Linked DNA regions of Mus musculus: region 2 is linked to region 1. Evidence: chromatin loops called from intact Hi-C (ENCODE). Cell type or tissue: left cerebral cortex. All regions are shown on one strand.

The links. Hi-C counts contacts between places; a loop is a spot of excess contacts. Peaks named below come from ENCODE experiments on the same cell type or tissue, not always from the same donor. Only the 100,000 strongest peaks of a DNase experiment are listed, where the experiment ranks them.
Region 2: a loop joins it to region 1, with 2.0 times the contacts of the local background. A loop is called at or near these places in 4 of 42 quality-filtered maps.

The regions. Positions count from the first base shown.
Region 1 is chr1:127,033,047-127,041,046 of GRCm38, reverse strand. No RefSeq gene overlaps it. Among named protein-coding and RNA genes, the nearest start is that of Gm41945, 13 kb to the right of the region's middle. In left cerebral cortex, a CTCF peak has its summit at 3,191 (motif pointing left); no DNase peak of the experiment used is centred here.
Region 2 is chr1:127,157,120-127,165,119 of GRCm38, reverse strand. No RefSeq gene overlaps it. Among named protein-coding and RNA genes, the nearest start is that of Mgat5, 44 kb to the left of the region's middle. In left cerebral cortex, no CTCF peak of the experiment used is centred here; DNase peaks (open chromatin) are centred at 319, 4,184 and 4,557; H3K27ac peaks cover 473 bases.

The DNA of each region.
Region 1 (8,000 bases):
GGTAGCCATTCTAGCTCCTGGGGGCTGGGGACAGCTGAGGTCGGAGGAGACTTAATACAGCTCACCGGTAGAGCATTTGTCTAACAAGTGGGAAGCTCTGGGTTTGAGCCCTAGCATCACAAAACTGAATTCATGGATAAATAAGGAAGGAAAGACAGACAGAAAGGAAGAAAGGAAAAAGAAAGGAAGGAAGGTAGAAGATCCTAACAGACACTTTACAAAAAAAACAAAAAACAAAAAACAAAAAACAAACCCACCTGGCAGGCCAACAAGCATGTCCAGAGAGCCACATGATGGGTCATTGGGAAATGTAAATTAGAACAATCATGAGACACCACTGTATACTACTAGTCGTATCATATCCACTGGCTGAAATTTGGACCAAGGGGAATTCTCGCTCATTACCTACAGCACATAATAGAGCAACCACTTTGGAAGACCGTTTGGTGATCCCTTACAAAACTCGTACCACGTAATTTATCTCCTTGGCATTTAATCAAAGGAGTTGACAACATGCCCCACAAGACCTGCATGCAGATGTTTATTCCAACTTGATTCATTCCAAACTTAGAAGCAACAAGAATATTTTTCCGTAGGTGAATAAAGGTACTCACTCTGACATGTCCAGACAGTAGACTATAGACTAGTGATTTACAGACATGCACTGTGGAGCCTTGTAAAGAGGTGACGTGCTTGCCCTCCTGTTGCCACATGAAAGAAGCAGGCCTGAAGGCTGTGTGCTGGATAACTATAGCACACAGTATCTCATAAATCAGTAAAAACTATGGCCTGCAATTTCCAGAGGTCACAGAGGGGTGAACCGGTAGAGAGCAGGTAGTGATTAAAAGTGGTTGGCCTCTGACCACTCTAGAATCACCTAGAAGGCAAATCTCTGGGTATTCTGCAAGAAGTTTCTAGGTTGGGTTAACTGAGGTGGGAAGATCTATCCAATCTGCGAGTGCCACCATTCCATGGTCTGGGGTCTTGACCTGAATAAAAAAGAGAAAGTGAGGTGAATATCAGCACTCATCTCTCTCTGCTTCTTGACCATGGTTGCCATGTAAGCAGCTGCCCCAGGACCCAGCCATCATGCCTCCCTACCATGATGGACTGGACCATTAAACTGTGAGCCAAAACAAAGCCATCCTCCCTTAAGTAGCTTTGGTTGGGACTTTTGTCTCAGCAACATGAGAAGTAACCAACTTAGTGAGATGCTTTAACTGTGAATTCAGGGCTTCAGACCCATGTTCTAAGACACAAAGTGTGTGCCACCAGGAGTGGAAGGTGACCTGAGGACTGTGGGGGGTTTGGATGTGTCAGTTACTATCACAAGCTTCCCACTGTGGAGGGGAATGCTGATGGGGGTGGTGTTTCTGAGAACTTTCAACCGTCCTAGAAAACAGAGCCCTTTTGATAAAGAGTCTCTTGTATCCCAGGCTACATGAATTTCTAAATTTTCTGTGTAGCTGAGGATGACTGTGAACGTCTGATCATCCTGCCTCCCGTCGTGAGTGCTGAGATTGCAGACTTATACCAGCACATCTGATTTACATGGTTCTTGGGAAGGAACCCAGGGCTTTGTACATACTCAGCAAGCACTCTGCCGAGTGAGCTACATCCCAACCTTGAAACTCTATTTAGAGAATGCTGTTTCTCTAAATAGAGTTGCTTAACGATACATTTTTTTTTTTTTAAATGGAGGCTGGAGAGATGGTTTAACAGTTACAGGAGCACCTGTGGCTGTTGTAGAGGAACTGGATTAGGCTCCCAACATCCATCCACATGAACGCTCACCAACATCTGTACCTTCAATTCCAGGGGATCTGACACCTTCTTCTGGCCTCTGAGAACACCAGACCTGCACACTATACACATACATGTGGGGAAGCATTCATACATATAGAATAAAAAGATCTCTTAAAAATGATGCTATCTCCAAATTATAATTACAAATTGAAGTCATTATGATGCACATATATTTTTAAATAAATGATAGCGTCCTTTGCTTTTAGGTAGAAATGGGAAGTTGTTTCCAATAATATTTTTATTTTCCTCTGTGGAATGTCCCTGTCTATTTCATTGCATAGTCAGTCTGGCCAGATAACCAGCAGCAGATACTTTAAAGATAATGTTATCAATAGTGACATGTTCTTCCCCAAGTTATGTGAGAGGGAAAGTCACTAGAACTGAAGAGTCATATCTGTTTGTGTCAGACCTAGTGGGGAAACCCCCACTCAACTCCCGATTCGGTGTGCACCCAAAAAATCACGAAGGACCATCTTGATGTAATTACATGAGGTCGTTTAATGATGGAGCTCCAGACCGACATGCATCCCACACAGGAGATAACGGATGTTGGCCACAAGGCTCGAAAGCTAGGGGTTTTTAATGGGGTAAGGGGCTTAGGGGTGTGGAATTCAGCATAGCGACACACTATTGGCTTATTCAAACATCAGCAGAAAAAGTACATGTACATGCAGGATGTCAGAGTTCTGTGAGTTGTTGACTCAGTTCAGATAGCCCTGTTATGTCTTCACATTGCTCTTTATCTTAAGGTTAAGCTGTTCCCAGGAATGTTTTAACTATGGGGCATACCCAGGTTTGTTTTTCTCTTTTCTCAGCCCCAGGCAGCCTCTAGGCTCACAAACAACCAGCAATTCCTGAGTACTTTATATGACTTATAGGTCTTGAAATTTCATCTTTCTTTCATTGGCAAACTTGGCACCTCAATAAACATGAATTTTCAACACTGCTATTTTTAATTCCCTAGAATACCAGTTTATGTTTCTGACAAACTGCCCATTGTCATCTTAATTATGACATAATACTTGGTTTTGTAAGGATACTACCCTTTTGACAACTTACACGATAACACAAAGATCAATTCATGTATTCTGGATTCCTCATTTGCATATAGTTAATCACTGTCTCTGTGAAGACTTGGGTACTGGTTTTTATGAATCAGGTCATCTCTAAGGGCAGCTAAAGCCAGATCTCTGGGGCAGGTGACTCCATAGTGACAATTGTGAATGACTAACACGTCTCATATCTTGATGGATCAGGAGGCCACAGTGCATAGGAAGTAGATCTGGGCTTTAAAATATAAAGGGTCAGCCCCACAATGACTTACTTTATTTAGCCATCTACTAAAGGTTCCAGAACCTTCTGAAACAGTGCCACCATCTGGGGACAAATGTTCAAACAAATGAGCCTATGTGTGTTGGGGGGAGTCCATTGCATATTTATATATAAGATAGGAACTTAACTTTATAAGAATGTTCCTAGTTTTTAAAAGGAATAATTTTTATATCCACCAGGCATGTGGGAGTATCTCTCTTGCTTCTACATCAATGCTAGGATCTGGTAGTGTTAATGATTTGAATTTCACCCATTTTGGACCATTTGTAATAATATCTAACTAATATTTTAACTTGTATTTCATTGATAGCTAATGGTGACAAACTTTTTCTTTTTCTTTTTCTTTTTCTTTTCCTTTTTCTTTTTCTTTTTCTTTTTCTTTTTCTTTTTCTTTTCCTTTTCCTTTTTCTTTTTCTTTTTCTTTTTCTTTTCCTTTTTCTTTTTCTTTTTCTTTTTCTTCTTCTTTTTCTTTTTCTTTTTCTTCTTCTTTTTCTTTTTCTTTCTTTCTTTTTTTTCCCTATGTTTGTAGGCCATTCACAAATCTTCCCTTTGAAATATTGTTGAAGCTTAGCTTTTCTTTGGGTTATTTGTCTTTTTCAGTTCCAGTTTTATATTATTTGTTTGTATGTGGCTGTGTGAAGGGGCTTTGGGTATCTGCATGTGTTCATGTGGGTGTATATGCACAGATCATATCTGCGCATATGCATTTATGTAGGTCAGGGCTAGCCTTGTGTGTCTTCTGTTGCTGCTCCCACCTTATCTCCTTAATTAAAAAAAAAAGATTTATTTTTATTCTTATTTATGTGTGTGTATCTGCTCTTATGTATGTTACCTGCCTAGGGAAGAGGCTGTCAAATCCCTTGAAGCTACAGTCACAAGTGGCTTTGAGCTACCTGACATGGGTGGTGGGAATTGAAATCAGTTCCTCTGCAAGAGTAGCAAGTGATCTTAATGGAGGAGCCATTCCTTTGGCCCATCTCCAGTCTTCACCCCCCCCCCCCTTTTTTGTTTTTTAATTGAGTTCAAGCTCTCAAGGAACCTGGATCTTGTCATTTTGGTCAGACTGATTGATTAGCTAGTGAGCTCTGGAGGCCTCTGAACCCCACAGTACTGGGGCTGCAGGTCTATAATGCCAGGACATTTACATGATCCGAACTCAGGTCATCATGTTTGTGAAGTGTCAGCTCCCTAGTCCCTAGAGCAGTGGCTCTCAACCTCCCTAATTCTGCGACCCTTTAATGTTGCAGGAAATATTAGAAAAGTGACACTATTCCACACTAGACCCAGCTACTCTCTGCCCCGGCAGGCTGGTGGGCCATACCCTGGCAGGCAATGGCTGTCCTGTTCTTATCTCATGGATACTCCCTGACTCAGAGCTCCAAAATCTCTCCACCCAGCTCGCCAAGTTCCCACTGGCAGGTTGCTACCCCGTCAGTCCCATGCTTCAAAACTCCCATAGCCTTCTGTGGGGGCACATCAGGCAAAACCATGCTTTGCTGCTGAACCTTTCTCTCTGGAGCCCAGTCAAGCCTCTGCATGAAGGAAAACACCACACAAATTTAGTTTAGAAACAATGGTAACTCAACTGCTGGGCGCAACAACTAGAATCTTAATCTTGTAAGCCTTATTAAACTAAATCCTCCGGTGGCGAATCCTAGCAAATCCACCATCGAAACCGAGACACTAATAGCTACATCTTTTTTTCTATCTCTGACCAAAAGCCCCCTCTCTCTCCTGCTTCCTCTCCTCCCCATCCAACCAGGAAGTCCCACCTGTTTGCTCCTTTGAATATCCATGTTTTCAGATGGTCTTAGGTGACCCCTGGGAAAGGGCCATTCAACTGCCTAAAGGGATCACATCTTACAGGTTGAGAACCACTGCCCTTAGAAGGTTTGAAATCACATTTCCTTTTCCCTGAGTTTCTTAGATGTCTCTGATAAAAAGCGTTTTACTGTCCTGGTTCTTTGTTTTCTGGAATTTCAAAGAATATTAAGGATTCTTTGTTTTGTTAATCTATTCCTCTAGCCTCTACCAACTCCTTGCTGTTAGCCAGCTTAATAAAGCTGTAAAATCAGGTTGAATAAGTCTTCTAAATGTGCCTTTCATTTTTAATATTGTTTTGGCTACTCTGCATCTTTCTTGCTTCTCTAAAAGAATTGGGTTTACTTAAGTTTCTCTGTGCTACCAAGCAAGTAAAAGGTTCTCCCACTACTAGGAGCTAATTGGCACCTGGGAACATTGGTTGTCCTAGTTTCAATTTTTTTTTTTTTTGCTGCAATAAAATACTCTGACCAAAAAGCAATGTAGAGTTGAAAGGGGTTTATTTAATTTTACAATTTCAGGCCATAGTCTATCACTGAAGTGAAGCCAAGGTAGGAACTTCAAATGGCTATTCACTTTACATCCACAGTCAAGAGCAGAGAGAAATAAGTGTGTGCATTCCCGCCTGCTTGCTTGCTTGTGTTCAGCTAGATTTCTCTGCCCTTATACATTTAGCACCACCTGCCTAGGGAATAGTGCTGCCCACACTGGGCTGGATCTTTTCACATCAGTTAACTTAAGACAATCCCCTACAGACATGCCTATGGGCAAACCTGATCTAGACAAACCATCAATGACTCTCTTTTCCCTGGAGCTTGTAAGTTGTGTCAAGTTGCCAATGGCAGCTACCCATTACATGGATCTTTAGTTTCTTTACAACCTCAACGCTCTTAAGGGTTTTCAAAACTGTGACTTTGTGGGCTTTATCAACCAGTCTCATGAGTTTGTCTGAAGCTCTAGAGGGAGATGAACTGTACACAGCTTTTCATACTGGGCTTTGTATCAAAATGACTAACAGCGAATGTAGATGATGAAACAACTTTTAGAATGGTTGAATGTTCCTGGTTTTGTGTCCATCACTCCAGGCTTCCTCTAGCTGCACAGTGAGCTGGTAGAACCAGTATGTCTATGTTTACTTACACCCACTGGTGGCTCACCCATGGGAAAGCTTAGAGACAGAGCACACCTCTATGCTACTAATGAGAATACAAATAGTGGGTGGCCGTCAGTTGGAGAGGTGATTTAGTATAGTTACACAGCTTCAATATGATTTGAATCTCACCTCTACTTACTTAAGCTGTGGGAAGTGAGTGACCAGTGTTTTCCTTCTATGTCTTTTACATTTTCATGATATCTTTGTACAGACCTTATGAGGTCTCTGTGCTAGCCCCAACAAGTTTCTACTGTTCAGAGGGTACAGTGTCTTTGTCAAAAGAGAAGTTTGCTGGTCCTAGCAGACCTACAAACAAAAGCCTGCTTCTTCTTCCTTCTTTTTCTTTTATATATGTATAAATGTGTGTGCGCGCACGTGTGCATCAACCTTCACAGAGGTCAACCTTCACAGTCATTCCTCAGTGATTGTCCACTGCTGTTATTTTTTGGTGGAAAGGGGCCCCAATAGAACCTGGAGCTTGCTGGCTTGGCTAGACCAGCCTGTCAGCAAGCCTTGGGGTTCTGCCTATCCCATCCACCCAGAATTAAGATTATAAATGTGCTTCACCATTCCTAGCTTTTTTGTTTGAGTTCTGGGCATTGAATTCAGGTCTTCATGCCTGTATGGGAAGTACTTTACTAACTGAACCATCCCCCATCCCCAGCCTCTTCCCCTTTTTATAAGCATTTACCTAAAAGGTGGATATCTGTTCCACAGGAAAAAGCCCCAGCCCCATACATTTCTGTGATCAAAGGCCTAAGAAATGCTTGCATCAGATATCCCTTAGAGCTTCCCAGCATGTGTCTGCACATCAGAGCATCCGTTATGGAGCAATTTGTTCCATTTGATTGACACATGATGTTGTACATTTATTTAGATAGGAAACACTTTTTAGGACCTATATATTAACATTCTGTGAAATGATTTTCACTGGCCCATGTCTCAGTTTAAAAATATTCCTTCAATCTTTGAGTGAGAAGGTGAAAACAGAGTCTATTTATAGATAGAGGAAGAAGTAAAGGGCTAGGGTATATAGGGTAGGCAAAATACCCTTGGCCAATTTTATCAAGTAGAGTTTATTTGGGCAAATCAAAACCCAACAAAATACCTCTCTAGAACCCAGAAGCTCCCAGAATGTTGTTTGTGCATTTTCTGAGATGACATGAACAAATGTCTCCTCACCTCAGATATAGAACAATACCACAAACCAAAGAAATGATTGTACCTACCTAGTTTGGTAAGCCAACGAGTTCGATTAGGGTCACCTCCAGGAGCAACGGTAATGGATTACTCAAAGAAACATGGATGAGGGGTTGTAAGGTGCTATCCTTTGAGCCTCCATCTTCATGAGATCAGACGTACCTACTTACTAGGGTTCATCAGTGCAGGGAAGCATGGGTTGGGACTGTGGACTGTTGAAATATTATCTCAGGGAAAGGAGGCAGGAAGGGTCACTGGACCATCACCTGAGTATCCTGCCTCTCCTCTCAGCCATTTGCATGCAATTCTGCAGCATTTGCACATGACAGCTGGGTCTTGAGAGGTAGAGTCTCTAGAGTGTGTAGGCTAGGAAAGACTAAGGAAAGGAGGCACTATCTATGTAGCTATCTATTAGAAGCTATTGTACGTGTTGCAGCAGGTCTTCCAGTGATTTTGGGCACCCATGTCTGCCAGTAATCCCTCACCCACACTTTGTAGATAAGCCCCAAAAATTTACTTGGTTAACTATGATGAATGGAACTTTGGTTTGTCAGGAAGACTTTAGGGTGTCTGTACCACTGGGGAAAATGCCTCTTTCTCAGCAACTATTAGTGGTCTATAAATCCTGGGGAGGGTGGAACATTATGAATCCCTCCCCAACTCTATGTCAGGTCATGAAGGCTCCCAG
Region 2 (8,000 bases), 120 kb before region 1:
GCCTTTCCTTGTAGGAGCACACATGTGCACCTGCATCTGCTATACACAGGTAGGGGTGGGGCATTCCCTAAGAGCTCTGACACACAGTCTCACCTGAAGCTCTGACTGTCTTGTAAACTACAAAGCTAAAACACTGCAGATTCTTCCAAAAGGCTAATGACCACTGAACGGCATGACAAGCACAGCTTTAAAAATTTAACAGAAACTCGTTACTAATTCATTCCTAGAATCAGCTTTTTAAAATTCTTCTCCTCGGTGCTCACAAGCTACAGAATCAGACTTCTCAAGCTGTTGAATTTTTGTCCCCACTGGGAAGGCGACACACAGTCTCAGACTATTTTTCCTCTCCACCCACTTTTACAGAGGTAGGCTGTGGTATACAGGGAGACAGGAAAGGACAGCATAGGATGGGATGAGACAAGCCCTTCCAGCTTTGTGGAGGGAACCCCTGCATACTACTCCAGACATCTGGACCCTAAAGATAGTGTGGCCTGAGGCAGGTCAGGTAGGATGAAGGGTCATAGTTGCAGCAACTCCACGTGATACATTTTGCTGTTGGAACCTAGCCCTTAGGTTGGGAATTCTAGAACTAGAGATGGAATCTGTGTTATTTTCCTCTTCCTGCTGCTGAGATAAAAATAGCCTGAAAAGCAAAAAGTGGAGAAAGGGTTTATTGGGGCCACAATTCTAGGTTTCAGTCCATCACTGCTGGGAAATCAAGGCGGCATGAATTAGTCACATCGCATCCACAATCAAGAGTAGAGACAATGCATGCATGCTGATGCTCAGCTTCTTTCTCTGCCTTTACAGGGTTCATAATTCCCTTCCTAGGGAATGGTGCTACCCACAATGGGTGACTCTTCCTATCTCAATGTAAACAAAAGAATCTCCTACAGACATGTCCACAGGCCAACCTGATCTAGCCCATTCCTCCCATCCCAGCTGATTCTAGGTAGTGTCAACTTGACAATGAAAATAACTGTCACGGGGCTTATTCCCTAAGTTACCATAGGGTAGAGTGTTGAGCACAGAAAGTTATCTGCTAAGCTCTTTATGAATTGGGGTTGAACGTACATTAAGGTCCTCCCATCCTCCTGGTAGCTCATTTTCCACTGACACCAGACCTCACTGAGGACCAGGTTTTTGGAGCTGAAGTAGGACCAAGTAGCATCCACATAGTCAAGAGTAGATGACATTAAGGGAATAATTGCAGTTTGGATATTATTTGACGGACATTTGCCTTTAGAATATGTGGGGTTTTGTGTTAATTATCAACTTGACAGAATCTAGAATCATCTGGGAGAAGGACCTACGGGCATGCTTGTGAGGGATTATCTTGATTACTATAATTGATGTGGTAAGACTTACTATAATTGTGGGTGAGACTACTGCCTAGGCTGGGCTCCTGGACTGTATACAATGGAGAACGCTATCTGAACACTAGCATGCATTCTATTTCTGGGTTGTGGATGCCACGTAGCCAGCTACTTCAAGCCTGGACTTTTCTACCATGATGAACTCGACCTTGGACATGAGCCAGAAAAAAACAATTTCTTCTTTAAGTTGCTTTTGTCAGAGTATTTTATCACAGCAACAGGAGAAGAAAGAAAGATTGGACTTTTGTCCAGAAGAAAGTACTTTTGGCTACTTCATGGGTTCCTTTTTCTGCCACCCTTCTCCATCCTTATCCCTTCTAACCCCCCAACACTAGTAGGAGAGAAGGCTAGAGGGGAAAGGGGGCATCGATATTGTTAGGCTACTTCCTGCTGGGGCAAGTTTGATCTTTGTTGTCAGGATATCACCAACCACCACCACCACCACCACCACCACCACCGCTGCCACCAGCAGCAGCAGCAGGAGGAGGAGGAAGAGGAGGAGGAGGAGGAGCAGAGAAAGCCCTCTCAGGACACTAGCTTTTTGTTTTTTCCCCCTCAAGAGTCCCCAGAATTTCAAACGTCATACATATGCAGGAACTATCTGTAGCTGGCAAAATCACCCCTGCCAGAGCATGAGGCAAATCACAGTCTGCTACTATGGACAGCCCCATATCCCACATCTGGGATTAAAACAAAAAAAAAACATATTCCTATAACATTTCTGTTTTTAAAGAAACCATTCTCACTACAGAAGTTAGAGTTTATTTAACCCAAGCCCTTAGTCAAGCCTATGTTCTGCATTCTAACTTTACCTCTGTTCCTCAGCATACACACCCAATTCTCTGGGTCTCTGAATATCCCGGATTCTTTAGATCTGATTCTTGCTTTGAATGTCTTCCATGTACCCTTACTCCCACCTCTTTTGGGCAGGGAGAAACCGAACAATAGAATGACTAGATATTAGAAAGGGGATTTATTAGATTGACTTCTATGATCTAGACTGGGTAGTCCAAAAATCCCTGTCTGCATGCCAGGCATGTCTAAGGATGCAGAAAAACGAGTAACTACAACTACTCAGTCCACGAAGCTGGAGACCCACTAGTTTCAGTCTGGTATTGAAGGCCCAGGTAGGGGATGTATCCTAGAGAGTCACTGGTGTTCAGTCTCAATTAGAAATGCAAGGAAGCCAGTGTCTAATGCCAGTGAGGGATGGCAGCAGCAAGGACAATGGAATGGACACACTTATCAGGGAGAAGTGAAGGCAGGCAGATAGCATTATGCCTCAGATGTTCTGCCTAGGCTACCTTAGGAATGGGCCACCCATTCAGGACTAGGGTCTTCTCCCATCACAGACCCACCCAACATTGTTCCTCTTAGTCAGTTCCAGATCTACTTGAGATAAATGTCACATGGACTATCTGGCAAATTTCCATTATTTCCTAAGACTGTCTCAATAATTTGTCCTGGGGGACTTTTTTCTGATACTCCACACTGGTGTATTCAGGTGACTGTCACCAGTTCCATGCACCAGATCTTTCTTCTTACTATTCCCACAACCTTGTGATATGCCTAACATGTACTACATTCTCCACGTAGTATATTTAAATGCCTACCATGTACTACATTCTCCATGTACTACATTTAAATGCTATTTAAATGGCTGTCATTATCAGCTCCTGTTCACTGAGATGTTTTATAATGCACAATGCAACATGCTAATAACTAGAAAATGGAAGATAGTAGGATAGACCTTGTTCTAAACTCCAGCTTGGAAGTCAATTTTCCTGAGGGCAGTATAGGTTATTCAAATCCCTGCAAACCCACAAATAGCCTGACTAATTTCATTACATATCAACTTGGGGGATGTTTTGGTGTATGGCATATTTTTGGCAATGGAAGAGGACAGTAACATTAGAGTCATAAAATACAGCAATAAAGAACAACTCTCGAAGAAGACTCAAAAGACAGGCTTTATCTTTTAGACAGACATATGGAAGAAAGGATTTGTTGATAATAATTGTGCTGTCCTTGGTTGGTTAGCCATGATAACATCATTTTCTAGGTGACTTAATTAAAAGTCCCTGTGGCGATTTTTATTGTTTCGAAACTTGACAACATCTGGACTCACCGTAGAGGCCTCTGGGTGTGTCTGTGAGGGAATTCTTAGATTTGGGTAACTGAAGAGAGAAAGCCCATCCTAATCACAGGCAATGATTCTGTGGATTGGGAACACAAGCTAAATATAAATTAAAAAGCAATACCAGGCATGGTGCTAAATGCTTCTAATCTCAGTGCTCTGGAGGCAGAGGCAGGCAGATTTCTGTGAGTTTGAGGTCAACCTGGTCTACACTGGGAGAACCAAGACAAGCAGAGCTTCATAGTAAGACCGTGTCAAAAAAAAAAAAAAAAAAAAAAAAAGAAAGAAAGAAAGAAAGAAAGAAAGAAAAGTGAGCACCAGCATACCAGCATTTCTCCCCTGCTTCAGGGCCTCTCATACAGTGTGAATAGCTGTCTCATGAACCTGTCCCCACGCCTTCCCTCTTTGCGATGGATCACACCCTCAAACAGTGAGCTACACAAATCCTTCTTTAGTTGCTTTGGTCATAGCAACAAGAAAAGAAACTGTATCCACAGTTTCTGGAGCAATCCCTTGGATTTTGATGTGGTCAAAGAATAAGCCACGGGACCAGCAAAAATCCCTTAAAACCTCACAGACTTTGTTGGCCTGTGATGGTTTAGAAAGGAGCTTAAGTGCCTGGGAAGTCTCAAAGACATCATTCAGAAGGATATTTAGCTGGCAGCATTTCACGTAAGTGGTGAAAAGCTGTGCACTTTTTTGGCGAAAGTACTCTTGGAAACAAGGGTCCCACTCTGTGGTTCGGGTGGGAATCCATGGGAGAGGCCAAGGAAAAGCAACGGCTTGGATTTAGACGCTATGTGCACACACCAATGTAGACTATGAACACCTTCAGTGGACTCCCTTCCTCTACACACCTTCAAAATCCAGGCCCCTCCTGGCAACTTTCTTCTGAACTCTAGAGTTTTGAAACCCCTTGCTGGGCCTTTTTTTGGGAAGCGATGGCTGTCTTGAAGGACTGAGGGTCATTCTAGGTTTCTCTTCTTCTCTTGAGGCATGGTCTTGGCTTCATCCAGAGCTGTGTCAGCATCCTTCTTAGACTCCAGGAGAGAGAATGGATGGTTGAGGGCAGCCAGGGCAGCCACTAAAGCATCCGGGGGATTAATGATTACCTCATAGACAGCTATTCTTTTGAAAATCATTTTCAAGTTGATGAACTCATTGGCGCTGGAGACAGAGACCCCGCACCACAATTCAGGAGGCCTTTTCTCTCATTTGCAGTTTTTCTTTAACTAATTGGATGAATTTTCCCCTCTCTAAGCTCCTCTAAGTAGAGCCAGTGAAAGAATCAAAAGAAGTGTTAAGATTAGTTGCAGCAGGGTCTGACCTACTTTAGACCAAATATTCTGGAGAGAAGAGAAGACCAGATTTCAAGTTTCTGTTTGCTTTGTGTCTAAATCCTTCACTCGGCTAAATAGGACCAAAGACATTATTTCATGGAGACTTAAGAGTTTCATTTTCTGTGGCCAATACTTGACTAATGAGCTTGGTTCTTGTATGAGTGAAGGTTATTAAATAAAGGAACTGTCTTTGCTTTTGCCTTGAAAAAGCAATGCTAATTTTGCTTTTTTTTTTTTTAATCTTAGTACTTGTCCAAGCTTAATAGAAGAATAAATGTTTAATTTTCTCTGAGAGTCTTAGAAACAGAAAGGGAAGATTGAACTTCAAATGAAAAAAAATATTACCTAACAGAGAGCTTTCTAGAACATTCTCAAGAAAACAAAAAAAGTAGGGCCAAAGAGGTAGTTCAGTTGGTAAAGTACCAGCCTTGCAAATGTGACAACCTGAGTTCAGATTCCCCAGCATCCAGGTAAAAAACTGCTGTGACAATGGTGAGCTTCATGATGGTGGAGGAGGCAGAGGCAGGCAGATCACTTGAAGGTCCAGGGATACTTAGCTTGGCTTACATGGCAAAGTCTATGCCTATAAAATACCCTGCCTCAAAACAAGAACAAGAACAAGAACAAGAACAAGAACAAGAACAAGAACAAGAACAAGAACAAGAACAAGAACAAGAACAAGAAGAAGAAGAAGAAGAAGAAGAAGAAGAACAACAACAACAACAACAACAACAACAACAACAACAACAACAACAAAACAAAGGTGGAAGACATCAGAGGAATACCACCCTAGGTGGTAATCTCTCTCTCTTTTTATTTGTTTATTTTGTTTTTTGTTTTTTAAATTAATTTTAACTGTCAACTTGACACAGCCTGGAGTCATTTTGAGAAGTGAGTCTCAATTAAGGGATTTACCAAATCAGGCCGATTTGTGGACATGCTTGTAGGGGATTGTCTTGACTGTTAATTGCTGCACTATGGCCCAGTCTACTGTGGGCAGGACCATTCCCTGGGCAGGTTGTCCTAAGCCAGCTAAATATGAGCCTGAGAGCAACACAGCAAGCAGTATTTTCCCATCATTTTTGTTTTAGCTTTCTGCTTGAGTTCCCACCTTGACATCTCTTTGTAATATCCTTTGACTTGGAAATATATCTGAAATAAACCATTTCCTCCCTCCCTGTTACTTTTGATCTCTCTCTCTCTCTCTTCTTTGTTCTCTCTCCTCTTGGCTTCTGGTTCCCTCTCTTCTCTCCCTTTCTCCCGTTCTCCCTCTCTCCCTCTCTCCTCTCACAGCTCAGTCTACTATGCTGGCCATGTTCAATCCACTACTTTCTCTACTTGCTCTGGACTCTTCCAGATGCCTCTGCCTGTTCGCTTCTTCATAGCTACCATACAAGCCTCTCCCTTAATCATATCTAGGAATGGTCATGTCCTCATTTTCATTCATTAGTCAAATATTTTATACAAATATGTCTGGCTACCAAATCTCCTGCCTCTCAGTTCTTCCCACAGTTCCTATCTCTGCCCAGATGTCCTACCTTTACTCTCCTGCATCAGCTATAGTCCTTTAGCTCTTTATTAAACCAATCAGAAGGTGATGAAGAAGAAAGTTTACAAAACACTGAGACAGGCGATGCTTCATAAAAATAATAATATCAAAGTCTATCATTGGCTTTTTTTTTTTTTAATGTGGGTTCTGGGGACTGAACCCATGTCCTCATGCTTACAAGGCAAGCTTTTTAGCAACTGAGACATAGTCCCAGCCCCCCTCCAGGTTTCTTTTCACTGTTGCAGAAGGAGATTTCTGGCTTGTGTTTTACCTTCCAACATTGTGGTGAATCCAACATATATATTCTGCTGTGGCTCTTTTCCTTTCTACCATCTCAGGGTAACACAACCAACAAACTTTGGAAGGACAGGACACTGCAGAGGCTCTATACACATCTGGGGAATAGCTGACAGTTCTACGTTGCTTAGGTAAGTGGGGGAATCCTGGGGAATACCAAGAGCAATGTTCCTGAGCCTGAGTATTCCTTGTCCCACTCCTGCAGCCATGGAGCTAGCCTAAATGTCTACAAGCCTGTGGTAAGTAATATATACATGAAATGTTGTATTATAGAATATGCTAGATATTGAAGTATTATGTGAATTCCATGGTGGACAAAGGAAGGTCTTCTGAGGCCCCATTCTTCTCTGAGGGACTATGGGTAGTTGATGTTGGCTCAGGAAAGACACATCATGCTCCTTAGTGGTGTAACCACTGGAGAGTCGTGCTTGGGTAAAAAGTCTCCCACTCATGATCATGCAAGCAACATTAATTAAATGTACTGGGGCACACACAAATCGAGGTAGTAAAGAAGAAGGAGATTGTAGGGAAGAAGGGGTTCAGTGGGAGAGGGAGGAGGATAACAGAGGGTAAAGGGCAATACACTAACATACATTGTGTGTGTGTGTGTGTGTGTGTGTGTGAAAGTGTAAAAGAATAAATAAAATGTAAAAGTAGATCCAAGCAACAATATATGAAAGATGTACACACACACACACACACACACACACACACACATATATATGTATATATATGACTGAGGAGATCAAATAAAATACTTGTCTTGCAAACATAAGGACCTGAATTTGATTCCTAGAACCCATGCAAAAAAGCAGGCATGGTAAAAAGAAGAACATGCTCATAATGTCAGAGCTTGGAAGGCAGAGACAGGCAGCCACAATAGCCTGTGAAAGAGACTCTGCCTCATAGAAGCAAGATGGACAGTGCCTGAAGAATGACAGGAGAGGTGTCCTTTGGTCTCTGCATGCACACTTACATATACACATACATGCACACGAACATATACATATACATGCACACGCACATGCTGACACATACACACACACATACTGACATGTACATACATGCTGACACACACACACATGTACACACATGCTGACACACACACGTACACACATGCTGACACATACACACACACGCACACACACACATGTTGACATGTACACACATGCTGACACACACACATGCACACACATGCTGACACACACACACACATGCACACACATGCTGACACACATACACACATGCACACACACACATGCTGACTTGAGATACTGAGAATGAAAGGCTGCTGCCATGGC